Linked DNA regions of Homo sapiens: region 2 is linked to region 1. A link is a loop called in an ENCODE intact Hi-C map of the cell type or tissue named here. Cell type or tissue: Calu3. All regions are shown on one strand.

Evidence for each region. A loop is a pair of places that touch in the nucleus more often than their neighbours do. Peaks named below come from ENCODE experiments on the same cell type or tissue, not always from the same donor. Only the 100,000 strongest peaks of a DNase experiment are listed, where the experiment ranks them.
Region 2: a loop joins it to region 1, with 5 times the contacts of the local background. A loop is called at or near these places in 58 of 110 quality-filtered maps.

What each region holds. Positions count from the first base shown.
Region 1 is chr10:85,544,383-85,552,382 of GRCh38, forward strand. All of the region lies in intron 4 of LOC105378404 (a long non-coding RNA gene), which reads right to left. Among named protein-coding and RNA genes, the nearest start is that of GRID1-AS1, 29 kb to the right of the region's middle. In Calu3, no CTCF peak of the experiment used is centred here; a DNase peak (open chromatin) is centred at 3,859.
Region 2 is chr10:86,358,504-86,366,503 of GRCh38, forward strand. GRID1 (glutamate ionotropic receptor delta type subunit 1) reads right to left here. Exons shown (of 16, transcript NM_017551.3): 1 at 7,811-8,000; 2 at 5,438-5,593. The coding sequence starts at 7,889. Among named protein-coding and RNA genes, the nearest start is that of GRID1, 4.3 kb to the right of the region's middle. RefSeq lists enhancers at 4,373-4,886, 4,887-5,400 and silencers at 4,697-4,816, 7,601-7,750, 7,781-7,980. In Calu3, no CTCF peak of the experiment used is centred here; a DNase peak (open chromatin) is centred at 4,808.

The DNA of each region.
Region 1 (8,000 bases):
TTTTTTTTGAGATGGGGTCTTGCTTTGTTGCCCAAGCTGGAGTGCAATGGCACGATCTCAGCGCACTGCAACCTCTGCCTCCCAGTTTCAAACCATTCTGCTGCCTCAGCCTCCCAAGTAGCTGGGACTACAGGCATGTGCCACCATGCCTGGCTAATTTTTGTATTTTTATTAGAGACGGGGTTTCACCATGTTGTCTGGGCTGGTCCTGAACTACTGACCTCAGGTGATCTGCCCATCTCGGCCTCTCAAATATCATAATTTTCTAATGGATTTCATATTAGTTACCATTTTGCTGACAGACAATACCAGCTAATTTCAGAATTTGGGCTCTAATGGTGAGCAAACCTAGGGAAATCGCACTTCTTGGGAAGATAGTACTGGAGAGTTAAGAAGAGAATCTCTGCCTGTGTCTGGTGTTTTAAACAAGGGAAGTGGCAATCCCAGATGGGGAGGAGAGTGTTCACCAAGGGTCATACTCACTTGATCACGGCAGTGTGTTTTCTGATGCCACCTGGGAGGGCACTGGCAAATGGAAATGTGGAGGGATATATGGGATCTAAACTTTAATCATGAGGGTGAGACAAACACATCTGGTCTCCATTGCCCAAGGAGGAAACAGAATGGATAGAGACAAGAATGCAGGGGCAATGACCCTTCCTGGCTCTCAAAAGCAAGGTATCCGCAGCCAAGCTGTTTCTGGGATAAAAGGAGAGATCAGAACTGAACCACCCCTGGGTTCAAGTGCCTGCTTCCTGTTTATTGCAAGAGTAAACTACAGCAGTTGCTGAGTCACAGACTATTCCGTCACATGGAGATTATTGTTACCTATCTACTGCATTGGTAGAATTTCATAGGAATAAAATGTAATGGGTATGTCAGCCTGGCAAGTGCTCGTCATGGACACACAGACTCATTCTTATGCTCACCTATCCCTGTTTATTCTCCACACATTAGCACAACACCTAATGTAAACTTTTAAAATCATGAACAGATTAATGCAGTTTCCCCATTTCAACCCTTCAATGACTTGCTATCACCCAGAGAACAAATTCACCCTTTTCCCCACAGTCTACATGGTCTGCCCATGGCTGATGTTCCAACCTCATCTTTAGCACCCACCCCCCACCCCCGCTTTGTCTCCTGGGCTTCAGTCCCACTAATGGATCACTGCCACTTCACTTGCCAAGAGTAAGCATAACCAGGGCCTTTGCATGTGCTGTTCCTTCTTACTCAAAGCCCTTCTCCAGATATTTACATGGTTCATTCCCTCAGTTCATTAAGGTCTCTGCTCAAAGGACATGTCTCAGAACATGCTTCCCTGGTTTATCAAAAATAACCATCTTTTATGCTTGATCTCCTTACCCAACTTCAGTCTCCTTCTGAAACATTACATTATATATTTATTTATTCATCTTTTGTCTGTTTTTTGTAACACACCATGGGTTCCAGTCCTCTCTATTCCAATGCCCAAATCAGTGCTGGCACATAGATAATAAATGTAAGTGATCTTTGCCTTCCTGCTTTCATTCCCTATCCTCTCTGAATGAGACTACAGAATCTCATTCAGAATATATGAGAATCAGAGTTGTATTTTTATAACTAAAGGAGTCTTGCTCCCTCTCCTACTATTATAGGCACCACCACCTTCGCCTATGAAACCCACATTAAGAGTGCATTCTCTGTTCACTTCCTCTTCTGTGTCCTTACAGCATGGAGCTTCCTGAGCTCTGCAACCACGTCCTCTGCTAGGGGGAAGCTGGAAGGAATCAATTGCTCCCCGGAACTGCCTGCTTCATCTTCAGATCTCCTGCTGCATCTCTCTAGTAAGTGCCTAAGCGCAGCTGTGTGCTCTGCAGCCAATGGCTGGTATCCTTATAGGCACCTGGAAAGCTTTATGAGCCTTTATGGCACTCGATACATAATAAATAATAATATACTCCAAGATGATCATTCTATGACTGCTGCTATAATGAACCATTCAGGGGGAAGTAATAACCATGAGCAAATAGAAAAGCAAACAAAGAAACAATATGTTTTGCTGGACCTAAAATGAATCTAGGAACACAGAGAGATTCATCAGAAATTGAAATATTTTGTTGACAAAGGCATGGAGATAATAGGTGTGTTTAAATGTGCCTTTTTCTGAACAGCTCCACTGTGGTCTGCCAGCACACTGTTCTCCTGACCTCACACTCATGGAGGTGGCACAGGGGGACAGGGGAAGAGAGGAGACAAGCGTGGTCTCCTCGTCATAGTTTGTGACCTGAAGCCATGAGTCCAGTGAAAGCTAGTTTTTCTCTGACTCCAACAGGCCAGCAGTTGGGCTCTCAGAAATGAACAATAATGAGGTATGTGATCCTTTAACAGAACCTAGTCAATAAATATATCCTATACTACAATAACTCTTTTTTCAGCTCCTGTACTGGTCAGAGGGACTTGAGGTACAGTGTTTTACAGTCCTTGTCCCATTGAAGGAATATTGCTGATGTCTGAATGTTTAATAGCAATAAAACACAAGGTGCCAAAGATCGGATTCTGTTAAAAACTAATGGCTATACTGTATAATTCCATTTATAGAGCAACCTTGAAATGAAAAAGTTACAATAATGGAGAACAGATCAATGGTTACCAGGGGTTAGAATCAGAGGAAGAGTGTGATTATACAGATATAGCAGCATGAGGGAGTTTTTTTGTAGTGCTGGAAGAGTTCTATATCTTGATTGTGGTGGTGTCAACAGAAATTTATACATGTGAAATTCCACAGTACTGCATATCATCATCAACATCACCACCACCAACAAAAGCTGATAAAAGTCAAATAATTCCTATGGTTTAATTAATAGTGTTGTAACACTACCGATTTTCTGGTTTTGAAAATGTTACTCTTGTATATAAGATGTTGTCATTGGGGAAAGCTAGGGAAAGTACACACAGGAACCTCCAGTATTATTTTTGCAACTTCTGTGAGTCTTAAATTAGTTCAAAATAAAAATTTGAAAAAAATGCAAAAAAAAAAAAAAAAAAAAACCCTAATGGATATATTCCAGTTCTGTGTCCTTTGGAGTAACTATGTTTTTGTTGTCTTTCCCATTGCTGTGACTACACAATCAGGAGAGAATATATGGAGGAGATATTTTAGGACAATGAAAAGCAAATAGTAGCAAATGGGTTGGAAAGAAGACCAGAATTCAAAGCATCACCACATGGTGGTGAGTTTATGCATTTTTTCCCTATGTTATCCTCTAGGCTGAATGCAATTCAAACTGAAACCAAGAGGTGGTCATTGGCACAAACAGAGAGGCCTCCAGGAAAAACTCTCCCATTCTGGCTCCAGGAGGTGAGAAAGGAACTCTGAAATCTCAAAAGGAATGTGGAAATCCTCTGTTGTCAATGTTGTGTTGCTGTTGTTTATCCTCCAAGTAATATCACAGCAGTAGTGGCAGAAGCCTCGCTATTCAGTGGGGTTGGGAACCCAGGAGTGTAGAGAGAGCTACCATTGCCTTTTTCCTCATATATCATCCTTCCACTTGACCCCAGACAAAATGTAGTCATGGAAGTGCATGGCAGGGCAGAAAAAATAAAGTCACAACACTTTCTCTGGAGGACCAAAAAGAGGAGTGCTAGGGACCCTTTGGAGTCTGTAAAAAGCCACTGGATATACTTTACCTGAGAGACTGTGAAAAGGGAGGACACCAAGAAGACATCCCCCATAAAGTAGTTTAAGAAATCCTGGGTTCACTTTCAGTCTGCACATGCGTGGATCTGATTCTACTGAGCATATAAAGATTTAGAGGACAGAACTAATAACGAGATCATTGACCAAGTCTCAAATCCACCACAGGGTGGCACACATGTGGGCAAAATCTGAATAGCACTGTGAGGCACTGAGCAGTGAACTGAGATTGAATTCACAGCCCACAGAAGGCAAGTTGAAACTTGTAGTCTGAACTTATTCAGGTTGCCTTGCCACTAAGAGAACCATATCAACATTTGCCATAGAATTTAGATAAGAACCAGAGTACAAAACATAATATTCAAAATATCCAGGAATTAAGCCAAAATTACTTGCCATGGGAAAAAAAAAAACCACAAGAAACTTTCAGTTTGCATGAGAAAAGACAATTAACAGTCACAAATGTCAAGATGACACAGATGTTGGAATTACCTGATAAAGACTGCAGAGCATCTATTATTCGAAGGGCCTGAGAAGCAATAGTAAACACTCTTGAAAAAAATGGAAAAACGGAAGGTCAACAAATAAATAACATATAAAAAGAAGAATCAAATAGAAATTTTAGAACTGAGAAGTATAGTAACCAAAATGTAAAACTCACTGGATGGGCCTATTAGCAAAAACAGAGAGGGAAAAAATGAAGAGAGCCCCAGAGATCTGTGTGACAATAATAAAAGATTAAAATGCATGTCATTGGAATTTTAGAAATAAAGGAGAATCTTCATAAATATAATAGGCTATTTTCCTCTTCTCTAGTTTTTAAAATTTATTACATGTTTGAAGCAAAAATTATAACATTCATCTGATAACGTTTTTAATGTAAGTTGTTGTAATATGAAAACTATAACGTAAAGGAAGGAAGGTAAGGGGACCTATGTGATGTTAAGTTTTCTATATAATGTACTAAAATTCTTAGAAGTTTACAAAAAAAGAAAGTGTATATATTTTAATTATAAGAGCAGCCAGTAATAAACAGATGAAGTAAAAACCATAATAGATCAATTAAAACAGAATAAAAGAAACTTAAATGTCACTCAATGAAAACAAAAAAGGAGAAACAAATGACAAATAGAAGTGACAGAAAGCAGACAATGAAATAGTAGAGTTAAATACAAATCTGTTAATAATAATCTTAAACACAGCAATTAAGAGAAATTTTCAGAATGGATTTTTAAAAATTACTCAACTATACGCTGTCTACAATAAACTCACTTCAAAGATAACAAAATAGGTAAATGAAAAGAAAAAGGATAGACAATTATGTCCCATGCAAACATTAACCCACAAAAGCCTGATTGGCTATACTAATATGAGAAAAGGATAGTTCAGAGCAGAGAAAATTACAGGGAGTCCTTGCATATGAAATAACAATAACAATCCTACATGCATGTGTATTTAACAACAGAGCTTAAATATGCAAAACTGACAGAAATTAAAGGACAAATACAAACATTTGTGATTATATTAGGAGATTTCAATATATCACTTAGTAATATAGAGAACTAGAAGGCAGATAGTCAGCAAGGACATTGAAGAATTGAATAAAACTATCAACCAATTGCATATAATTGATGTTTACAGAACACTACACTCAATGACAGCAGAATACCCATTCTTTTTAAGTCCACATGGTACATTTACCAGGATACTCCATAACCTGAATCATTTAAAAAACTTTATGAAGTTTAAAATAATTAAACTCTACAATGTTCTCAGACTTTCATGGAATTAAACTAGACATCAATAATAGAAAGATGACTGAAAAATCAGCAAACATCTGCATATTACCTACCCCACTTTAAAATAATCTGTGAGTCAAAGAGAAAGTTCCAAGATAAATTAGAAAAAAAATAGAACTTAAAGAAAATAAAAGCACAAATAGATCAAAGATGTTGTGTACAGTTAAGGAAGTGATTAGACTGAAATTCACAGCAATAAATGCATTTATTAATTAGGAAAGAAGAAAGTTCTTAAATCAATATTCTATGCTTCTAACTTAAAAAATAAGAAACAGAGCAAAATAAATTCAAAGCAAGTTTAAAGAAGAAAAGAGTAAAGATAAGAGTAAAGATAAAAGATAAGAGTAAAAAATTTTTTGTTTAATTCAGACAACAAATATTAAGTATCAATGAAAGTAAAAGCTGGTTCTTTGAAATAATAAATGAAATGGATAAATATCAAGATTGTTAAAAAAAGAGAAAATATATAAATTACCAACAGTAAAAATGAAAGAGGTGCTCTCACTAAAAATGACATACATGTAAGAAGAATAGAGAGTGAATAGCCAGCTCAACTCTATGCACTCTCTTCAATAATTTATCTGAAATGATACAATTCCTCAAAAACTGTAAACTACAAATTCAGACAAGATGAAATAGACAAATCTTCTTACATATATTAAATAATTCGAATTTGTAGCTCAAGAGTCTCCTGAAAAAGAAATTCCAATCTCTGATGATTTCCCAGTGTAGTTATATCAAATATTTTAAAAAATAACATCAGGTGTCGAAAATGTCTTTCAAATAATAGAATAAAAATTTTGTCTACATAATTTCATGAAGCCTGCATCACTCTGTACCAAAACTAAAGCAGGACAGTAGAAAAAAATGAAAACTACAGACCAATATCTTGCATTAAAAGATGCAAGAATTGTCAACAAAATATTATTAAATTTAATGAAGCTACATAAAAATCATCATAATGACAATGATAATCCACCATGATCAAATGGAATTCATCCCAGTAAAATATGACTTGGTTCAATGTTCGAATAGCAATCAATGTGATCCATCACATTTAGAGTTCGAAGAAGAAAAAATACATTATCAGATCAATTGATGAAGAAAAATAATTTGACAAAATTGAGCATTCATTTATGATAAAAATTCTTTGCAAACCAGGAACCGAAAGGAACTTCCTCAATTTGATAAAAGGTATCTACAAACAAAATCTACAGCTACTATCATACTTAATAATGAAAGTGTGAATGTTTTCTTCTTCAGATTAGGAAAAACAAGGAATCCTTTCTCACTATCCCTATTCAACATAGTACTGGAACTTTTAGCCAATGCAATAGGCAAGAAACAGAAATTATTTTTTAGAAATAAATTAGACATGAATAAATAAAACTGTCTTTATTCACGGGGACATGCTTGTCTGTATAGAAAATCCCAAAGAACAAAGATCAAAAACAAATAACAGATGTTGGAGAGCATGCAGAGAAAGGGAGTGCTTATACACTGTTGGTGGGAATGTAATTTAGTACAGCCACTTTAGCAAACAGTATGGAGACTCCTCAAAGAACAAAAAATAGAACTACCATTTGATCCAGCCATCTCATCATTAGGTATCTACCCAAAGGAAAAGCAATCATTATATCAAAAAGGTATCTGCACCTATGTTTATTCTAGCACTATTCACAATAGCAAAGATATGGAATCAACTTAAGTATCCATTAAAGGATGATTGGATAAAGAAACTGTTGTATGTATATACAATGGAATACTATTCATCCATAAAAAGAATGAAATTATATCTTTTTGCAGCAATATGAATAGAACTGGAGGCCATTAAGTAAAACAAGTCAGTAACAGAAAGACAAATACCACATGTTCTCACTTCTAACTGGGAGCTAAATAATGCGTACACATGGGCACAGGGTGTGGAATGATAGAAAATTGAGACTTAGAAAAGTGAGGAACTAGGAGGACATGGACAATAAGAAATAACTTAATGGGTACAATATATGTTATTCAGGTGATGGATACACTAAAAGCCCCGACTTCACCACTAATCTATCCATGTAACAAAATTACACTTGTACCCCATAAATGCATACAAGTAAAAAATGTCTAAAATAACAAAGTTGACAAGGTTGCAAAAAGTAAGTCAATACTGAAAAATTAACCATTTTTTATATACTAACAATGTACAATTAAAACCAGAAATTAAAACAAAAACAATACCATTTATAATAACTCCAATAACAATGGAAACACTTTGGCATAAATCTGGAAGAAAATCAAATGGAGAATCTGTATGTTGAAAACTATAAAGTACTGTTGAAAGAAATTAAAGAAGACCTAAATAAATGAAGAGACCTACCATATTCAGGCATTACAAGATTTAATATAGGAAAGATATTAATTCTTCCCAATTTGATCTGTAAATGAATTCAGTACTAACCAAAATTTCAGCAGAATATTTTGTATAGACAAGCTGATTCTAAAATTTATGAGGAAAGGCAAAGAAATTTGAATAACTA
Region 2 (8,000 bases), 810 kb after region 1:
ATCCCAGCACTTTGGGAGGCAAAGGCAGGCGGATCACGAGGTCAGGAGATTGAGACCATCCTGGCTAACACAGTGAAATCCCGTCTCTACTAAAAATACAAAAAATTAGCCGGGCATGGTGGCGGGCGCCTGTAGTCCCAGCTACTCGGGAGGCTGAGGCGGGAGAATAGTGTGAATCCGGGAGGCAGAGCTTGCAGTGAGCCAAGATCATACCACTGCACTCCAACCTGGGTGACAGAGAGAGACTCTGTCTCAAAAAAGAATAAATAAATAATAGGGAGATTATCTGGGATTATCCAGATGGGCCCAATATAACCACAAAGGTCCTTGAAAGAGGGAGCCAAGCAGAAGAGTCAGAGAAGGAGATGTGATGACAGAAGCCAGGTCAGCATGAGAGGATGTGAGAAGGCCTTGACCCGCCATTGCTGGCCTTGAAAATGGAGGAAAGGGCCAGGGGCTGAGGAATCCAGCAGTCTTTGGAAGCTGGAGAAGGCCAGGAAACAAATCTTTCCTCCAGCCTCCAGAAGGACCCAGATTTTAGCCCAGTGAGACCCATGTTAGGCTTCTGACCTGCAGAACTGCAAGAGAATAAATGTGTGTTGATCTAACCAACTAAATTTGGGGTAAAATTTGTTTCCGCACCACAAGAAAACTAACACAGCTGAGAGGATGGGAATAAGGGGTCTACAGGCATCTTTAGGAAGACACGGACATCACACTCAGAGAGCCTCTGATGGTGTCTGGTGAGGCTGCCAGGAGGACTGCAAGAGCGTGGCCTCGATGGGACCTACAATTCTCTATAATTCTGAATGGAGCCAACGAAGATGCCGGAAGCCATCAGAGCTAGGGATGGGGAGCCTCTAGCAGAATGTCTAGATACCAGTGTGGCCAGTGAGGGGCAGGGTGACCACCTAGGAGGTAACGGATATAAACTGAGCAAGGCCTCCAGATGGGCACCAACAAGCTCTCTGTGTTTCATTTTTATTTTATTTCATTGTTTCATTCTGTGAACCACAAGCTATTCTTGGTAATTTTTATGTCTTCCTAGAATCCTTTTGTGCTTATGATAACTAAAAGGAATATTGCCTCACTTGCATGCATTCCTTTTTTCTGCCTCTTTCCTAAACTGTTATCCTTCCACACTGCGACAGGTATATCTACAGCATATCTAATAACTCTCGTCTTTTACTCACAGTAAAAAGTAATGCTGGGAAATGAGAAGACTCGTGCTCAGCCAGTTCTTTTATATAAATTATATGCATTTATATAAACTCCTACTTGAGCAAGCACTTTACAACAATCTGAAATTTTTTTATTTAACAAATTAGGATCTCTTTTAGTACCTAGAAGACAAATTTTCACACTATTTGTTAATATGGACTTTGCCAGCTAAATCTAAGATGCAACATTTTAGAGATTTAAATGTCCTTTCTGTGTTATTTGCTAACTTTCAATCCTTATCAAATGGATATTTTATTGTGTGATCCATTGTTTTCCATACATTGACCAAATGTCCTAAAAGGCAGTGCTTGTAAGGAGCTTGTTAAAAGTCATCCTGAAGAAATTGTAAGTATAAATCTTAGGACCAACATATCCAGGCCGAGTTTCTTGTTTTGTTCAGGAATACTTGATTCTGCATATCTCAGCATAAATAGTTCCCTTTTATAAAAAAAAAAGTTTTGAATATTGAGAAATGTATGCAGTTACTAGAAGTAATGTTTACAAATAGTTCATAGTGATTTCAGAAAAGGCCAATGATGTTAAATAGGAAAAAATAACAGGATATAAAACTGAACAGAATGGGAGCTCTCAAAATGTATAAAATACAGTGGTGGGGGGAAGACTGGAAGGAAATAACACTAGTGCAATTCAGAGTGATTTTGTTCTGCCTCTTGACACTTTCCTGTACCTTCCACATTTTATATAATAAGCACACATTGCCCTTTTTCTTTTTTATATTTTTATATTAATACATGCTCATTGCAGCAATGCATTTCTTTTATAATCAGGGAAAAAAGTAAGAGCTAAAAATGAAAAGGTCAGTTTAGGTCCTCTCTCAAGGAATTCACTAGCTTAAAAAAATAATGTAGCTGAAAATATCAACGGCCTCAAGAGAAGCTGAGATGGATTCACAGTTGGGTCAAGGAACGGAAAGGGAATTACTGTTTACAGAACACCCACCGCAGGCCTTATGTAGATGATTTACACATGTCTCATCTCATTTAATCCTCACAATCCCATGAGGCAAATCCTATGATTATTCCCTTTGAACAGATCTGGAAACAGAAGCTCAGAGCAGAGCTCCAGGGTCACACCACGAGTGAAGACAAGCAAGATGGGAACTGAAACTCTTTAAGCTCCACCAGGCTCTTATCACTGCATGGCACTGCCTCTCAGACCAAAACAGCGACAGCACCACTCCACTGAGAGGTCACTGTGGGCTTGTCCAGTCAATGATGGAGATCAAGCCCCCATCTGCCTTTGCTCTCCATCCCTGACCACTCCGCTACTAAAAGTCTTTTTCTTTCCTACTCAACCTGTATCGACAACCCATGTCCTGCTGCAATGGATGTCCAGGCCCAGCAGTGAGATATAAGGCATTCATCAAGCAGGGATCAAGCCCAGTGATGGAAAAGCACCCCACAGAGTACATCCAAGGAAGGACATCCAGAGAGCTGAGCACCTGCAGCAGAGCCCCAGGCAAGGGAAAAGGAGGCTGCTGAGCACTGCTCTGCCCCTCACAGAGGCCTTCCAGGGCAGGCTCCTCCCATCCCTTGTAGGCATCCAAGGGCTATGCAAGGTCACAAGATAACAATGGATTTCAGTCCACCAGACTCATAAAATGAAAGTACATGCCAGCTTTCACCAGCACAAACTCTCTGGGCAGCAGGCAGCCCACCAACAATACCTGGCCAGTGTCTCTCTCCCTAGACAACTGTCAACCAAGAATCTAACTCCCTAGTTCCAGACATGCAGAAACACTCACTCTCACACCCCACAGAGACTGTGTCAGTCTGCCATCCTTGGAGCCTGACACATTTTTCCAGCTATACAAACAGAGAAACCAAGACCCAGAAAAGGCCCCTGGGTGGAACCTTTGTCCCCAGGACAAAGTTGCTTTGGGGCGCTTACAGGTTGAATCACCCATAGCTATGTTTTGTTTGGCTTGTACTGTGTTGTTTACATTATTTTATTAGTTGGCAATAGCTTTAAATCAAAATTTACATTAAGGTCCAGATTTGGGGCTCCTCTTAAAAAAATAAATCAGCACATCTACAACAGTAGGATTTTCACGCCCAATGGCAAAATCTGTTAAAGCTGTGTGACAGCTTCTCCTTTTAATGGAGATGACCTCTTCAGACCCTGTACTCCAGGTGCCACAGGAACCAGCTGCCCGGTTCATCCTTGTGTGTTACCTGCATGAGGTGGCAACCTTGTGCAAGAGCATCATGTTTAGTCCCTGGGGAACTGCTGATGGGAGCGGACGGGCATCATTCAGAGGCAAAATGAATGAGCTTGGATACTCAACACTGCAGAGGGGAGCCAACAGAGGTGTGTCACCAGACATGGAACACAGGCAGGGTCCCCACCACACTGTGAGCTCCTGGGTCCAGGAAATATGTGCTTCCAAACTGTGGCTTCAGCTCCCAAGCACAAAGAATGAATGTCAACAGAGATGGGGTTTGTGGAACCAGTGTCAAGGGAACAGGTGGCACTGTGAAAGTTGTAGCTTGTCACCCCAGGTCCCCACCCCATTTAGGGTTCCTTCCGCTAAGAAGGCCCTGCCCTCCCCTGGCTGGAGCCCACCCCAAGCACCTGCAAGGAGCTGTGATAAGGGCACACTGAAAAGAAGTCCAGAGGCAGGGGGTGTCTGGAGATAGAGACTGCTGGTGGGACACGACCAGACACCAAAGAAGGGCAGGAATTCCTCTTCCCTGTACCTCAACAGACATCTGACAATGGACATCTGTCACAGCTGGAAGCAGCAGCTCCCATAATAGGCAGTGTTAGCCTCACCCCCCCTAAAAGAAAACACTTGGGACTCCCGGTTTGTAAAACCACCTCAAGAAATCCTTGGACCTTCAGTCCCCAGAAGTAGTCCCCGGTCCCTGCCCCCAGAGCTGGCCCCTTTCCTTCCTCTGCTGCACCCAAGAATAGGAGACCCCCAGAATTCCTCCTTCCAACACAACGACCTCCCCAACACCAGCTCTGACCCCCCAGACCCAGGCCAGAGCCATCATCGAGGCATCCTGTCCTTGCAGGCACCGGGGAGACTAGCAACCCATGTGTACCAAAGCAGCAGGAGGACTCTCGGCTCAACGGGCTTGAGGAGAAAACACCAGCCAGGAGCTCTTAGCCAGCCCACCTCCCACTACACCCACTGCCCCCTCTACACTTCTCTACCAGTTCCTCCAGCAAGGAATCCCTGCATCCTGCGCCACTAACTTGCCCCAGCACTGAGGGGCGCTGGCCCCAGAGTCCCCATGGTTGCGGGGAGCAAGGCAGAGGGAAGGAGAAGGGACTTAAGCCGGGTAAGTGTCAGAGGCGGAGCCTTAGGCCTTAACCAGGAATCTGGAGGCTTGGAGAAGGAACCAGGGTTCCCGAGCTGAAAGGTTGAAGGGGAGGGACTAGCAGAGAGGAGGGAAAGCAGAGGGGGTTGCTGTCGTGAACGCCCTCGCCTCGCACCTGTGGCGCCTGCCGCGGGGCCCGACCGGAGGCAGTGGCTGTGGACAAGGGCGGCCCCGGCGTAGGCCAGGATTTCCCCGCAGCCGGACCGGCCCAGCTCCGCTCCTTTCCTGGGCGAACAGCGCCCACCTCCGGCCCAGGCGGCGGCGCCTCCGCCCGCGGCGCGGACAGCGAGAGAGAAACCGGCTCCTCCAAACCTGGTGGAGGAGCGCTGCAGAGAAGCGCCGGGCTGAGGCTCTGGGGGCCGCGGGGCGCGAAACGCCGCGCCTACCAGGTTATGCCCGGGAGAAGGAGACAGGTCGGGCTCCAGCCGCTGGGCGCTCCTCACCTCGAAGCGAGGAAAACACCGGGCCACTGAGATCAGGGGAGGTGCGCCCGATACAGGTACCCGGCACGCAGACACGCCCACCCCCAAACACCGAGAAACAAAGACTGCCCCGAGCCACGCACGCCTGCGCGGCCAGCGCTGGGCGCACACCCGCGCCCACACAGCCCGAAGGGCGCCACGCAACCCGCAAGAACACCAGCTCCCCGCGCTCGCAGGCTCTCCGTGCCGGCCCGCAGCGCAGAGCAGTCCCGGCGCCGCTGCCTAGGTGGGCCGGGGAAGGCGCGCCACCGCGCATGGCACCGCGGCTGCCGAGGAACAGAGGGTGCCCTGCGCAGCCCAGCTCGTCCCAACCCCTCCGGTGCCCACTGCTGCGACGCCTCGCAGGCCGTGTCCCAGTGGGCCCTGGGCACAGCGGTCACTCACCTTCCTGCACAGCCTGGAATGGGTTGTTGGCCTCGATGACCTTGATGGAGTAGGTGATCTTCTCGCTCTGCAGGATGTCATCGTTGAGGCTCAGGTCGGATACCGCCAACTGGAACACCCTGTCGTCCTTGGCCGCGTTCTCCTCGAAGATGGCACCTGGAGGAGAGAAGGGATCAAGACCGGACCTGGACAAGAACCCTCTCCCCGCTTCCCTTGGCCCGAGGGTCAAGGCACTCGCAGACCGATGATTGCCGGGTGGTGGGAAGTCTGAACTGGGATTTCAGCTTGGCGGGGTAGATTAAGGCTCTCCGATCTCCACCTGCACAGGAATATGTTCCCCTCCCCCCACCAGCCCTCAGCGCACACGTGCACACAGTTGACATGAGTTACACATGCACATCCCACAGGCTGCCACCAGGTCACACACGTGTCTCACAACCAAGGCACCACATGTCCTAGCCATGCTCCACACAAGGGACTAAGCCAAGCTGGGGTGGCCCCAGGCAGCGCCCAAATGCCTTGACATGGTTCCATAAATCCCATCCCAGGAGCCAGGAAGTTCCCCGGGAGGGTGGTGTCCCCCACCCAAATCCCAGGACAGAATGATGGGTCCTTCTCCATGCACGTCCCCTGCTGAGTGGAGCTGAGCGAAGCAGGTCTACAGTTGGCTTTCCTGCGCAGAGGGGTCTTCCTTAGGCAGGGGCTTCGGATGGCCTGCAGCTTGGATGACTGTGACGCTGCCCGGCCTGGCGCCCTGAGCTCAGCCTCCTACTCTCCATCCTTCCCCACTCCCATTTCCTGTACGTCTGTCGAGGGGAGTGGGGGAAGGGGACTTGTGTCCTAGGCGCCTCCACGTTCAGATCTAGCGGAGCTGGGGGTCCCAGAAGGAGCTGCTCTTGAAGGGCTTTCTAGAACCGCGGACAGCTCCTCCAGGGCGCCCTCCGGCTGGCGCTTTGTGCGCCTAGCACAGCTTCCACGGACCCTGCGCTTCCAGCCGAGATCAGTGCGACCAGCCCGAGCCTAGTCCTGCAACCTGGACAGCTCTGGAGTCAGCCACCCACATCCCGCCTCACCAAGCCTCGAGGGTCCCTGAGGTCCCGGAGCTAGGCCCAGTGATCCCTCGAGCTGGGGGCTGGGTAGGAGGAGGGAGGCCCGGATTCCTCACTACACCCGGAGCCGGCGCCGCAATGCTGACCGCGAGACCCGCACCCCTCCAGGGCGGGAAGCAGGTTTGGTCACGGGCCCCTGAGGAGGAATCGTAGCTCTCCGAGCCCAGGCCTAGTCCTCACCACCCCACTCCACCACCCACCCTCCCGCCTTGTCCCGTCCTCCTCGCCTTCAACACCTCCCAACCCCCAGTTTCCCTGTGCTCGCTGGTCTTTCCCAACTTCCGGAAAGACGACTGCGGAGGGACTCCCCCAAAGCGACCGCTGTCAGCCCCCCAACTCGGCCCAACTTCCCGAGATTCCTCCCGTGTTGCTCCCAACTCCCACCCACTCCCCCTCGGCGCGCCCACTCCCCCTCGGCGCGCCCCCTCCTCCTCTGCGCTTTCATCTTCTCTCCCGGTTCTCTCTCTCTATCCATCTCTTCCCGCTCAGCATCCCCCTACCCCCCGCTGCCCACGCTTCTTCCCTCGGCTCCCACCACCCAGACCGTCTGGGCCCCCAAGACTTGGACCACGCAAAACTCTAGGACTGTCCAGGATGGGGATGCAGTCGCCACAACCAGATACACACGCACTCACACATACACCAAGGGCTACACAGACACACACCGGAGAAGCAGGCAGACACTGTGTCCACTCTAACAGGCTGACAGACAGTCGTGCACGCACCAACACACGCTCAGATGGCCCCACACACCCCAACACCCTCTCACAGTAACACCGACACCGTGCCAGGCGCACACAGCGACACACGCTGACAACACGCACCCACACACATTCACACACGGTTCCGGTCCGGCCTCTTTGATCTTGCCCTGCCAACTTGGCGAGCCCCCCGCTGTACCTCCCCCTGCCCCCCGCTGCTCTGAGCTGCGCAGAAGGGCCCTCCCGACCCGCCGACGGCCCCGCTAAGGGCGCGGGTCTCGACGCGCGTCCATCCCGGTGTTCCCCGAAGCGTCGGCCCTAAGTGTCGGTAGAGGCCGCGGGGCCCCGCGCGGAGATCGGAGCCCCGGGGAGCGGCAAGCAGCCAGCGGGAGCGCGGCGCGGCCGGTGCACAGCTCCTCCGCCGGGCGGCGCGGCGCGGCCCTTCGGGGGAGCACCGCCCGCCGAGCCCCTCGGCCCAGGGAAACGCCAAGTTTGGACGCCGCGCACCCCCTGCCCCGTTGGGGCCCCCGCCCAGCCTCGGCCCGGCCTCCAGCCGCGCTTACCGATGTGGATGATGGAGTCGGCCCGCACCGACACGCACTGGCATATCCAGGGGAGAAGCCACAGCGTCAGCGCTTCCATGTCCCCCGGGCGCGCGGCTCATCCACCCGGGCCCGGGGCGAGGCCGAGGGCAGCGCGAAGCGGGGAGGCGCTGGTCCCGGTGCAGTCCCGGGCCGCTCCCCGGGAGAGCCG